Linked DNA regions of Homo sapiens: region 2 is linked to region 1. Evidence: chromatin contacts called from ENCODE Hi-C or POLR2A ChIA-PET data. All regions are on one chromosome and are shown on one strand. The core of a region is the stretch at or near the end of the contact, and the rest is flanking DNA. Distances in the headings are between cores, read along the strand shown. Region 1 holds the start of RPLP0 (ribosomal protein lateral stalk subunit P0). Region 2 holds the start of RILPL2 (Rab interacting lysosomal protein like 2).

The links. Hi-C counts contacts between places; a loop is a spot of excess contacts on that map. ChIA-PET counts read pairs that join two places held with the same protein, here RNA polymerase II (POLR2A). Pooled maps may share reads with other maps.
Region 2: a pooled map shows a loop between it and region 1 (21-fold over the local background). The contact joins the promoter of RILPL2 here to the promoter of RPLP0 in region 1. A Hi-C loop is called at or near these places in 4 of 50 pooled maps. POLR2A ChIA-PET finds 5 or more read pairs at or near these places in 2 of 52 experiments (BJ and activated B cell).

Annotation. Positions count from the first base shown.
Region 1 is chr12:120,198,301-120,203,943 of GRCh38, forward strand. It overlaps RPLP0 (ribosomal protein lateral stalk subunit P0), which reads right to left and starts at 2,811. Exons shown (of 8, transcript NM_001002.4): 1 at 2,783-2,811; 2 at 2,430-2,531; 3 at 1,010-1,185; 4 at 818-905; 5 at 554-700; 6 at 254-439. The coding sequence starts at 2,483. PXN-AS1 (PXN antisense RNA 1) reads left to right here and starts at 2,991. Exons shown (of 4, transcript NR_038924.1): 1 at 2,991-3,126. RefSeq lists enhancers at 1-395, 515-1,456, 2,497-2,566, 2,967-3,326.
Region 2 is chr12:123,433,550-123,439,293 of GRCh38, forward strand. It overlaps RILPL2 (Rab interacting lysosomal protein like 2), which reads right to left and starts at 3,135. Exons shown (of 4, transcript NM_145058.3): 1 at 2,533-3,135. The coding sequence starts at 2,871. RefSeq lists an enhancer at 2,111-3,040 and a silencer at 2,882-3,141.

The sequences.
Region 1 (5,643 bases), core at 1,561-4,060:
TGTGAACCCGGAGGCGGAGCTTGCAGTGAGCCGGGAGATTGTGCCACTGCACTCCAGCCTGGGCGACACAGCAAGACTCTGTCTCCAAAAAAAAAAAAAAAAAATCCTTCAACAATCTTATGTTGTTACTGACATTTTACAGATGAGGTAGGTAGACAGATGAAAACACAGTCCTTGGTTACAGGGACTCAGTCTGAACCTTGTCATGCTCTCAACCATCAGTGTAAGAGGGGGCAAGGCTGACAGCATATACCTCCAGGAAGCGAGAATGCAGAGTTTCCTCTGTGATATCAAGCACTTCAGGGTTGTAGATGCTGCCATTGTCGAACACCTGCTGGATGACCAGCCCAAAGGAGAAGGGGGAGATGTTGAGCATGTTCAGCAGCGTGGCTTCGCTGGCTCCCACTTTGTCTCCAGTCTTGATCAGCTGCACATCACTCTGAACCAGATAATAGTGGGGCAGTAAACACCTGTTGGACAACCAGCAGATCCATGGCCACTAAAAGCAGCTCCCCATTTGCCTGGTTAGCACAGGCAAACCAGGTCCACTCACCAGGATTTCAATGGTGCCCCTGGAGATTTTAGTGGTGATACCTAAAGCCTGGAAAAAGGAGGTCTTCTCGGGCCCGAGACCAGTGTTCTGGGCTGGCACAGTGACTTCACATGGGGCAATGGCACCAGCACGGGCAGCAGCTGGCACCTGACAAAGACAACAAACAGTGAGAAAAGCCTCTCCACTCACACAACCTGAGAATGGTCCATTTTGCTTTAAGGAGCAACAACAAAGTCTCTTTAGCCAACCCAATTGTCCCCTTACCTTATTGGCCAGCAACATGTCCCTGATCTCAGTGAGGTCCTCCTTGGTGAACACAAAGCCCACATTCCCCCGGATATGAGGCAGCAGTCTGCAAAGAGAAGTTTATGGGAGACAATCACCTTTCAGCACCATTCTCCAGGAAGAGGGAGACGGGCACTGGGGAGAAAGGACAAAACTGCCAGGGGAACTGACTTCTCCAGAGCTGGGTTGTTTTCCAGGTGCCCTCGGATGGCCTTGCGCATCATGGTGTTCTTGCCCATCAGCACCACAGCCTTCCCGCGAAGGGACATGCGGATCTGCTGCATCTGCTTGGAGCCCACATTGTCTGCTCCCACAATGAAACATTTCGGATAATCATCCAATAGTTGCTACAAAAAACAAGCCAGAGGAGCCAAGTTTAACAGGAAGAGAGAGGGAAAAAATGCCAGAAGAAACTGAACCCCACAATTTGTTTCCATCCCACTCCCTTTCTTCTAAGCTTTTGAAGTCAGAGGGAGATTGGGAGCTACGTTGTAACACTGCCAAACTGGATGATTGGCTAGCTGGGTATGAACGCTGAAAATTAGGTTTCTACATTCAATCAAGGAGTTTTTTCTTTTTTTACTTAGTTTTTAATTTTTCCCAATTACCAGGCATGCTTCTGATTCACTAAAATGGTTAACAGGATAAAAAAGGAATGTTCCAAGTAAGTTGGTCAAGAGGAGGGCTAGATTCACAGCATTAAAAGCACCACGTTAAGCAAATATAGCAACATTATTATTTGTAAAAACAATCTAGGCGTGTTTATCCGGATTGTTACACAATTCCTTTGGGTTTTGTGTCTGAAAACCTTCTAAGTGTGGGAAAATGTAATACAAGCTATGCTCTACAATGCTGCCTAATTGCTTAAGCGCAGTACAGTCAGCATTTCTGGGCAAGGGAGACCCACCTCAAAGGCCATCCAAAAGTCATTGGACACTTAAGTTTCTTGGCTGACAGGTCCTAAATATGCAACAGCTTGCTTCCTTACAATGAGTCATTCCTGACCTCAGACCTTCTCAAAAATGGAGTAAAACTGTAATGTGCGGCCGGGCGCGGTGGCTCACACCTGTAATCCTAGCACTTAGGGAGGCCGAGGAAGGTGGATCATGAAGTCAAGAGATCGAGACCATCCTGGCCAACATGGTGAATCCCTGTCTCTATTGAAAATACAAAAATTAGCTGGGTGTGGTGTCGCGCCCCTGTAATCCCAGCTACTCGGGAGGCTGAAGCAGGAGAATCGCTTGAACCTGGGAAGCGGAGGTTGCAGTAAGCCAAGATCAAGCCACTGCACTCCAGCCTGGACAACAGAGCGAGACTCCGTTTAAAAAAAAAAAAGTATAAAGCGCGCTCTTTTAGAAGCCAGACAGACCTGGATACGAATGCTGTCATCTTAGGACCCACTTAACTTGCCTGAGCCCGTTTATCTGCAACAGAAGGGACCTATCTCAGGAAATTGTTAACTAAACAGTATTTTCCCAAAAATGGCCTAATTCAGTAGCCGGTGTGAGTAGACCCTCAGCACATAGCAGCTGACTGTCCCTATTTGCGCTGGGGCAACATGAAGAGCAGAGGCGACCCACCCTGCACTTACGATGATCTTAAGGAAGTAGTTGGACTTCCAGGTCGCCCTGTCTTCCCTGGGCATCACGGCGGTGCGTCAGGGATTGCCACGCAGGGTTTAAAGACGATGTCACTGAGGAGAGACAGGGAGCTCAGGCCTGGTCACGCCGACACCCATCCCGCGGTCCCGGGCCTAAGAGGAGCAGGACACGCGCAATCGCCCGCCGGCCCTGCCTAGGGCAGCGGCCGTCATCTCGGGGCGTGCAAGCCGCCACCGAGGCCCCAGGCGGAACAGAATAGGACTCCATGTTCCCAAAGGCCCCCAAAGACCCCTCCATGCTTCCCGCCGGCGACCCCTGGCGCCCATCTAACTAGCACACGAACCTTCCACGAGGACGCCTGGCGAGAGAAGGGCCTCGCGCCCGCGCGTGCCTTTTATAATGCGAACAAAGTAGCCAATCAGAAACCGCGGATAGCGCTCCTGTCTATTGGCTGCGCCATCGCCCGTCAGACAAAGCTGAACGAATACAGGCAACCATTGGATAATATCGCTGCCACTCCAGCCAACGGAAAGCCGCCTTTAAGTAGGGTCGCGAAGGAAGGCGCTGCCTCGCGTTGGAGGAGCTTGCTCTGAGCTGCTGCCACCTGCTGGGCTGGAGCTGGAGCTGGAGCTGCGAATTCGGAGTCCCGGTTCCCTGTGCCACCTGGCGAGCTCAGCAAACTAAAAGGTATGACGTGGAGCTGAGACATAATTGCACATGCTTAGAAACAGAATGGTTTCTCTTTTTTTTTTTTTTTTTGAGACGGAGTGTCGCTCTGTCGCCCAGGCTGGAGCGCAGTGGCGCCATCTCGGCTGACTGCAAGCTCCGCCTCCCGGGTTCACGCCATTCTCCTGCCTCAGCCTCCGGAGTAGCTGGGACTACAGGCGCCCGCCACCGTGCTCGGCTAATTTTTTTTTTGTATTTTTAGTAGAGACGGGGTTTCATCATGTTCTCCAGGATGGTCTCGATCTCCTGACCTCGTGATCTGCCCGCCTCGGCCTCCCAAAGTGCTGGGATTACAGGCGTGACCCGCCGCGCCCGGCCTCAGAATGGTCTCTCGTCTTCTCTAGTTTTTCCGCCTACCAAAACAGAGGGATCCTTTAAAACCTGGCCGGGCGCGGTGGCTCACGCCTATACTCCCAGCACTTCGGGAGGACGAGGCGGGTGGATCACCTGAGGTCAGGAGTTCGAGACTAGCCTGGCCAACATGGCAAAACCCCGTCTCTACTAAAAATACAAAAATTAGCCAGGTGGGGTGGCGCATGCCCGTAATCCCAGCTACTCAGGAGGCCGAGGCAGAAGAATCGCTTGAACCCGGGAGCTGTGAGCTCTGCAGTGAGCTAAGATCACACCATTGCACTCTAGCCTGGGTGACAGAGAGGGACTCCATCTCAAAAAAAAAAAAAAAAAAAAAAAAACCTAAGTCAGCTCATCTCCTTATCTGCTTAAAACTTTCCGTTTCCTACAGAGTAAAAATCTAAAACCTAAAGTACCTACAAGGCCCTTACCTATCTGTCCCTCACGCCCACTCTGATCATCTCAGATGTTTTCCTCCTCACTTACTTGCTTTCTACCCAGATGATGCTCTGCTGCTTTTCCAGAGCAGGCTTTACTTGGGGGCTTTTGCATTAGCCATTCCCTCTTCCTAGAAAACTAGCCAACAAACATCCATAGAATAATTCACCTCCATCAAATCTTTTTTTTTTTTTTTTTTTTTTTTTTTTTTTTTTGAGAAGCAGTCTCACTCCGTTGCCCAGGCTAGAGTGTAGTGGAGCAATCTCAGTTCATTGCAGACTTGACCTCCCAGGCTGAAGTGATCCTCCCACCTCAGCCTCCCAAGTAGCTAGGACTACAGGCACACACCACCACGCCAAGCTAATTTTTTGTACTTTTTGTATAGATGGGGTCTTGCCATGTTGCCTAGGCTGATGTCAAACTTCTGGGCTCAAGCAATCCTCCCACCCTGGCCTCCTAAATTGCTGGGATTACAAGAATGAGACACCTTGCCCAACCCTGAGATCTCTTTTTTTTTTTTTTTTTCACTGAAACCTATGGAATTATGTATTAAATGATCCCCAAAGAATCAGCTATTTCAAAATTAAAAATTATTACAAAGAGCTTCATACATCATGTTATATCCTATATCACACACCATAAAACTGTCAGAAGTAGGCCGGGTGCGGGGGCTCATGCCTGTAATCCCAGCACTTTGGGAGGCTGAGGTGGGCAGATCACGAGGTCAGGAGATCCAGACCATCCTGGCTAACACAGTGAAACCCCGTCTCTACTAAAAAATACCAAAAGTTAGCCAGGAGTGGTGGCGGGCTCCTGTAATTCCAGCTACTTGGGAGGCTGAGGCAGGAGAATTGCTTGAGCCCAGGAGGCAGAGGTTGCAGTGAGCTGAGATTGCGCCACTGTACTCCAGCCTAGGTGACAGAGCAAGATTCCGTCTCAAAAAAAAAAAAAAAAGTTAGAAGTAGCTCGATTTCACGTTACTGTATTTCTTTTTCTTTTCTTTTTTCTTTTCTTTTCTTTTTTTTTTTTTTTTTTTGAGACAGAATTTCACTCTTGTTGCCCAGGGTAGAGTGCAATGGCGTAATCTCGGCTCACCACAACCTCCACCTCCCGGGTTCAAGTGATTCTCCTGCCACAGCCTCCTGAGTAGCTGGGATTATAGGCATGTGCCACCATGCCCGGCTAATTTTGTATTTTTAGTAGATACGGGGTTTTTCCATTTTGGTCATGCTGGTCTCGAACTCCTGACCTCAGGTGATCCACCCAGCTCAGCCTCCCAAAGTGCTGGGATTACAGGCGTGAGCCACTGTGCCTGGCCTGGGGTCTCTTTTATTTGTCTTCTTGGCTATCTGTGTTCCATGGGAAGGATGGAAAATAACATGAATGAGATTTAAATGCTGTTTTGACAGGTTATTAAGATTCCAATCACTCCAGGTGCGGTGGCTCACGCCTGTAATCCCAGCACTTTGGGAGGCTGAGGTGGGCGGATCACGAGGTCAGGAGATCGAAACCATCCTGTCTAACACAGTGAAACCCCATCTCTACTAAAAATATAAAAAACTAGCCGGGCGTGGTGGCATGTGCCTGTAATCCCAGCTACTTGGGAGGCTGAGGCAGGAGAATGGGGTGAACCCGGGAGGCGGAGCTTGCAGTGAGCCGAGATTGTGCCCCTGCACTCCAGCCTGGGTG
Region 2 (5,744 bases), core at 1,885-4,384, 3.2 Mb after region 1:
TTACAAGCGTGTGCCAGCAGGTCCAGCTAATTTTGTATTTTTAGTAGAGACAGGGTTTCACCAGTTTGCCCAGGCTGGTCCCAAACTCCTGGCCTCAAGCGATCTGCCTGCCTCGACCTCCCAAAGTGTTGGGATTACAGGTGTGAGCCACCGCGCCTGGCCTGGTTTGTATACTTGTATTCTGGTTCTAGGACTGTGTGTCTGACCTCTCCCACTAGATGTGAGCTTCTTGAGGGCAGGGACCTTGTCTACGTTATCTCCATAGCCCCAGAGCCTAGCATCAGTCACTGCAGTCACTCATCAAATGTTAGTACAAGTAAGGTCAAATGTCTGTATTTTAGGATGGAGTATTTAGGACTAGCATCTCTGAATTAAGATCCTGACTTCACCTCTTAACTTGCCGTGAAGTCCTTAGGTAAATTACTTAACTGTTCTGTGCCTCAGTTTTGTAAAACAATAATAGTCTGAGGATTAAAAAAGACATCGTCCACTTACAGCAGCTTTTTTGTTTTTCTTTTTTAACTGTGGCTGGAGACCTGCTAGTAGGTCATAAAATTAATGAGTTTCGACAAGAATTTTAAAAACTAGGCTGGGCATGGTGGCTCAGGCCTGTAATCCCAGCACTTTGGGAGGCTGAGGTGGGCGTATCACTTAAGCCCAGGAGTTCGAGACCAGCCTGGGCAACATGGTGAGACCCCCATCTCTACAAAAATACAAAAATTAGCCAGGTGGTTGGTGTGTGCCTGTAGTCCTAGCTACTGGAGAGGCTGAAGTGGGAGGACTGCTTGAGCCCAGGAGTTTGAGGCCTCAGTGAGCTGTGATCACACCATGGTATTCCAGCCTGGATGACAGAGAAAGCTGTCCCCGCAAAAAAGACTTTTTTTTTTTTTTTGAGACAAAATCTCGCTCTGTCACCCAACCTGGAGTGCAGTGGCGCGATCTCGGCTCACTGCAACCTCTGCCTTCCGGTTTCAAGCAATTCTCCGGCCTCAGCCTCCCGAGTAGCTGGGATTACAGGCACCCGCCACCACGCCCGGCTAATTTTTTTCTGTAGTTTTAGTAGAGATAGAGTTTCACCATGTTGGCCAGGCTGGTCTCAAATTCCTGACCTTGTGATCTGCCCGCCTTGGCCTCCCAAAGTGCTGGGATTACAGGCGTGAGTCACAGCACCCAGCCAGATGATTTTTAACATATGTGTAGATCCCTATATCCATACCCTGATTAAGATATGGGACACTTCTAGCTCTCTATCAATTTCCCTTCTTTTCCCCCCACCACCAGTTTGCCTTCTATAACTATAAATTATTTTGCCTGTTCATGAATTTTATTTAAATGTACAGTAGGGCTGGGTGCTGTGGCTCAGGCCTGTAATCCCAGCACTTTGGAAGGCTGAGGTGGGTGGGTCACTTGAGGCCAGGAGTTTGAGACCAGCCTGGCCAACATGGTGAAACCCCGTCTCTACCAAAAAAGAAAAAAAAAAAATAGCCACGCGTGGTGGCACACGCTTGCAATCCCAGCTGCTCAGGAGGCTGAGGCAGGAGAATCGCTTGAATCCAGGAGGTGGAGGTTGCAGTGAGTCGAGGTCACGCCACTGCACTACAGTCTGAGCAACAGAGCAAGATTCTGACTCAAAAAAAAAAAAAATCTACAGTAGTTTCTCTTTAGTGCCTGGCTTCTTTCTCTCAATGTTACATCTGTGAGATTCATTCACACTGCTGTGTGTATCAGCACCCCGTTCTTTTTCTCTGTTGCATAGTATTCCATATATCACAATTTCAAAACTCAATTGGGTTGCATTTAGAGTGTTTCCAGTTTGGCAGCTGAGACTAAAGCTGCTCTGAATCTTCTTGTCTATGTCTTTTTGTGGTCATATGCACTAATTTCTCTTTAGGTAAAATGTGTTTCTTGTCCAAGTGTGGTGGCTCACATCCACAAGCCCAGCACTTTGGGAGGCCAAGGTGGGAGGATTCCTTGAGCTTAGGAGTTTGAGACCAGCCTGGGTAACGGTGAGACCCCCATCTCTACAAAACATCAAAAAAGTTAGCCAGGCATGGTGGCACATGCCTGTACTCCCAGCTACTTGGAAGGGCAAGGCAGGAGAATTGCTTGAGCCTAGGAGGCCAAGGCTGTAGTGAGCCGTGTTTGCACCACTGCACTCTAGCCTGGGAGATAGAGCAGGACCCTGTGTCAAAAGAAAAAAAAAGTGTTTCTTGCTCTAGGTCAAAGGTTCTCAAACTGTGGACCCTGGGCCAATAGCATCAGCATTAACTGCGAACTCGTTAGAAATACAGATTCTGGCCAGGCAGGGTGGCTCACACCTGTAAACCCAGCACTCTAGGAGGCTGAGGCTGGGGGATCACTTGGAGCCAGGAGTTTGAGACCAGCCTGGGCAACACAGCGAGATCCCATCTCTTAAAAAAAGAAAAAAGAGAAAAGAGAAGAGAAAAGAAAAGGAAGGCGTCTCCCTGCCAGTAGGTGCCCTCCTACGCCCCGCAGGCGCCGTGGGCCCGGAACCCTCGCTCCCACACTCACCTCCCCGCTGGCCGGAGGGCTCTGTCTCCGCAGCCCCTCCACCTCCTTCCTGAGGTGGTCCCTCTCCATCTTCAGCTCCTCCAGCGCCAGGCTGCCCTCATTCACCAGCGCCTCCAGCATCTCCAGGACGCGGACGACTTTGAACTGCAGCTGCGTCACCCGGGGGTCGCTGCCCAGGGCCATAAGCTCGCGGCCCAACAGGTAGGAGATGTCATACACGTCCTCGGCGGTCAGCTGGAAGGGGCTCTTGCCCAGCGCCCCCTCGGGCCCAACCTCGTCCCTCTCCTCGTCCTCCTCTCCCTCCTCCTCTTCCTCTTCTCGCACAGGGGGCTCCTCCATGGCCACCCAGACCCCCGCCGACCTCGGAGCTGCTGTCTTGGAGTCTCCCAAAGGTTAGACTTCCTCCCGGCACCCAAAACTTTCCGCTGGGCAGAGTCCCTACCTGCCCAATCAGCGCGGCCCGGGGGTGGGCCCGGGGGGATGGTGCAAGGGGCCGCGCACGCGACTCTTGGGCCTGCGCCCCGGCGCACCGTCCCCGCTGCCAGCCACGCTGGAGAGTGCGCTCCAGGATGTGGTTTGGGGCGCGAAGGGACAACGGAAAAGGAGGCAGCCGAGAAGAGGAACGGGGAAGTTCAGGGGTGACGGCAATCGCCCCAGCCTGGGAACAGTTGCAGCCCCGGGGAGGAGCCGCCCTGAGCCCCGCCCCTGGCGACCGCTGCCAGGAGGTGCGTTTCCGTGGAGACGGAGTTTCCACCGTGCAATCCAGAGCGGGGTAAAAAGAACGCAACTTTTTCCTTTCCACCCTCGTGCTTTCCAGCCGTAGAATTTGCATCGTAGGTGATGGAAGATCCGGGTGTCTCTTTGAGGGTGTTTTCTGGAGCCTGCGGCCAAACAGAAAGCAGCTGCTGGGGGCAGCGCGACAGAGTCCCCGAGGCTTGAGGATCTGGAAAACTCCCAGGCAAATTGTCACTAGGGCCTGGGGCGTCCGACTTCGCTGTGACTCTCAATAAAATGGAGAATGTCTGCCCTGCTCACTTCGCTGGGTCCTCGGCTCCTCCACGTAACCAGCGCTGTCACCTTGGCAAGTTACTTAACGTCTCCGAGCCTCAGTCTCCTCCTCTGTAAAATGGGGACAATAGCGGGACCCAGGTGGCAGGGTTGCTGCGAGGAACATGAGCTTATGAGATCATGTGTGCGACACCTCAAGCACTTAGGAAGCACTCACATACGTGACTGCAATCCTTCATTCTTTCTTTCTTTCTTTCTTTCTTTTTTTTTTTGAGACGGAGTCTCCCTGTGTCGCCCAGGCTGGAGTGCAGTGGCGCGATCTCGGCTTGCTGCAAGCTCCGCCTCCCAGGTTCACGCCATTCTCCTGCCTCAGCCTCCCGAGTAGCTGGGACTACAGGCACGCGCCACCACGCCCGGCTAATTTTTTTGTATTTTTAGTAGAGACGGGGTTTCACCATGTTCGCCAGGATGGTCTCGATCTCCTGACCTCGTGATCCACCTGCCTCGGCCTCCCAAAGTGCTGGGATTACAGGCGTGAGCCACCGCGCCCGGCCCCTTCATTCTTTCTTCCACAGCGCTAGGGAGGAATTGCTGGTGTTGGAGACACCTTGCTACTTGGGTGAGAGAAGGAGGAGTAATTAACAAGAGAGAAACCCCTGTCTGAAAATCACAAAGCATTCGACACATATGCGGAATCCATATTACTGAGAATATTAGCAGAGTGGCGTAGAAACTTGAGTCATTCGCTGTGGCTCATGCCTTAATCTCAACACTTCAGGAGGCTGACGCAGGAGGATTGCTTGAGCCCAGGAATTTGAGACTAGCTTGGGCATCATAGTGAGACCCTGTCTCTACAAAAAGTAAACAAAAGTAGCTGGACACAGTGGTTCATGCCTGTAGTGGCAGGTACTCGGGAGGCTGAGGTGGGAGGACCACTTGAGCCCGGGATGTTGAGGCTGCAGTGAGCCAAGATCTCACCACAGAGTGGTGCCTGTGACAGAGTGGGACCATGGTGACAGAGTAAGATCATGTCTCAAAAAAAAAGGCACAACAAATCTCAAGTTATTTTAGGTTTCACTGGAGGTTTGTGATAGTCTCAGGCAGAAAGCTCAGCAACGGGGCTTGTCTTTCCCAGGAATGTATTGGCAGCTTTCCTTGTGATAGGTGTATCCATTTTCTCCACACTGAGGTACTAGAATCTCAATGGAGAATGTACATAGATTAAACCAACCAACAAAAGCAAAGCAAATTAACAAAACACACTATTTTCAGAGGGTCGTTTCTTTTTATTTTATTTTATTTTATTTTATTTATTTGTTTATTTATTTATTTAGAGACAGAATCTTGCTCTGTTGCCCAGGCTGGAGCTCAGTGGCATGATCTCGGCTCACCGCAACCTCCGCCTCCCTGGTTAAAGCAATTCTTCTACCTCAGCCTCCCCAGTAGCTGGGACCACAGGCGCATGCCGCCCCGCCTGGCTAATTTTTTGTATTTTAGTAGAGATGGGGTTTCACTGTGCTGCCCAGGCTGGTCGCGAACTCCTGAGCTCGGGCAATCCTCCCACCTGGGCCTCCCAAAGTGCTAGGATTACGGGCGTAAGCCACCCTGCCTGGCCTATTTTACTTTTATAAAATAAAAAAGTCAGGCCGAGATGGGCGGATCACGAGGTCAGGAGACCGAGACCATCCTGGCTAACACGGTGAAACCCTGTCTCTACTAAAAATACAAAAAAAATTAGCCGGGTGTAGTGGCGGGCGCCTGTAGTCCCAGCTACTCGGGAGGCTGAGGCAGGAGAATGGCGTGAACCCGGGGACAGAGCTTGCAGTGAGCCGAGATCGCGCCACTGCACTCCAGCCTGGGCAACAGAGCAAGACTCGGTCTCAAAAAAAATAAATAAAAATAAATAAATAAATAAATAATAAATAATAAAAAAATAAAATAAATAAAAAAGCCTCACTCTGTTGCCTAGGTTGGAGTGCAGTGACACGATCTCGGCTCACTGCAACCTCTGCCTTCCAGGTTCAAGCGATTCTCCTGCCTCAGCAGCCCCACCCCGAGTAGCTGGGATTACAGGCACGCGCCACCATGCATGGCTAATTTTTTGTATTTTTAGTAGAGACGGGATTTTACCATGTTGCCCAGGCTGGTCTCCAACTCCTGACCTCAGGATGATCCACCTGCCTCAGCCTCCCAAAGTGCTGGGA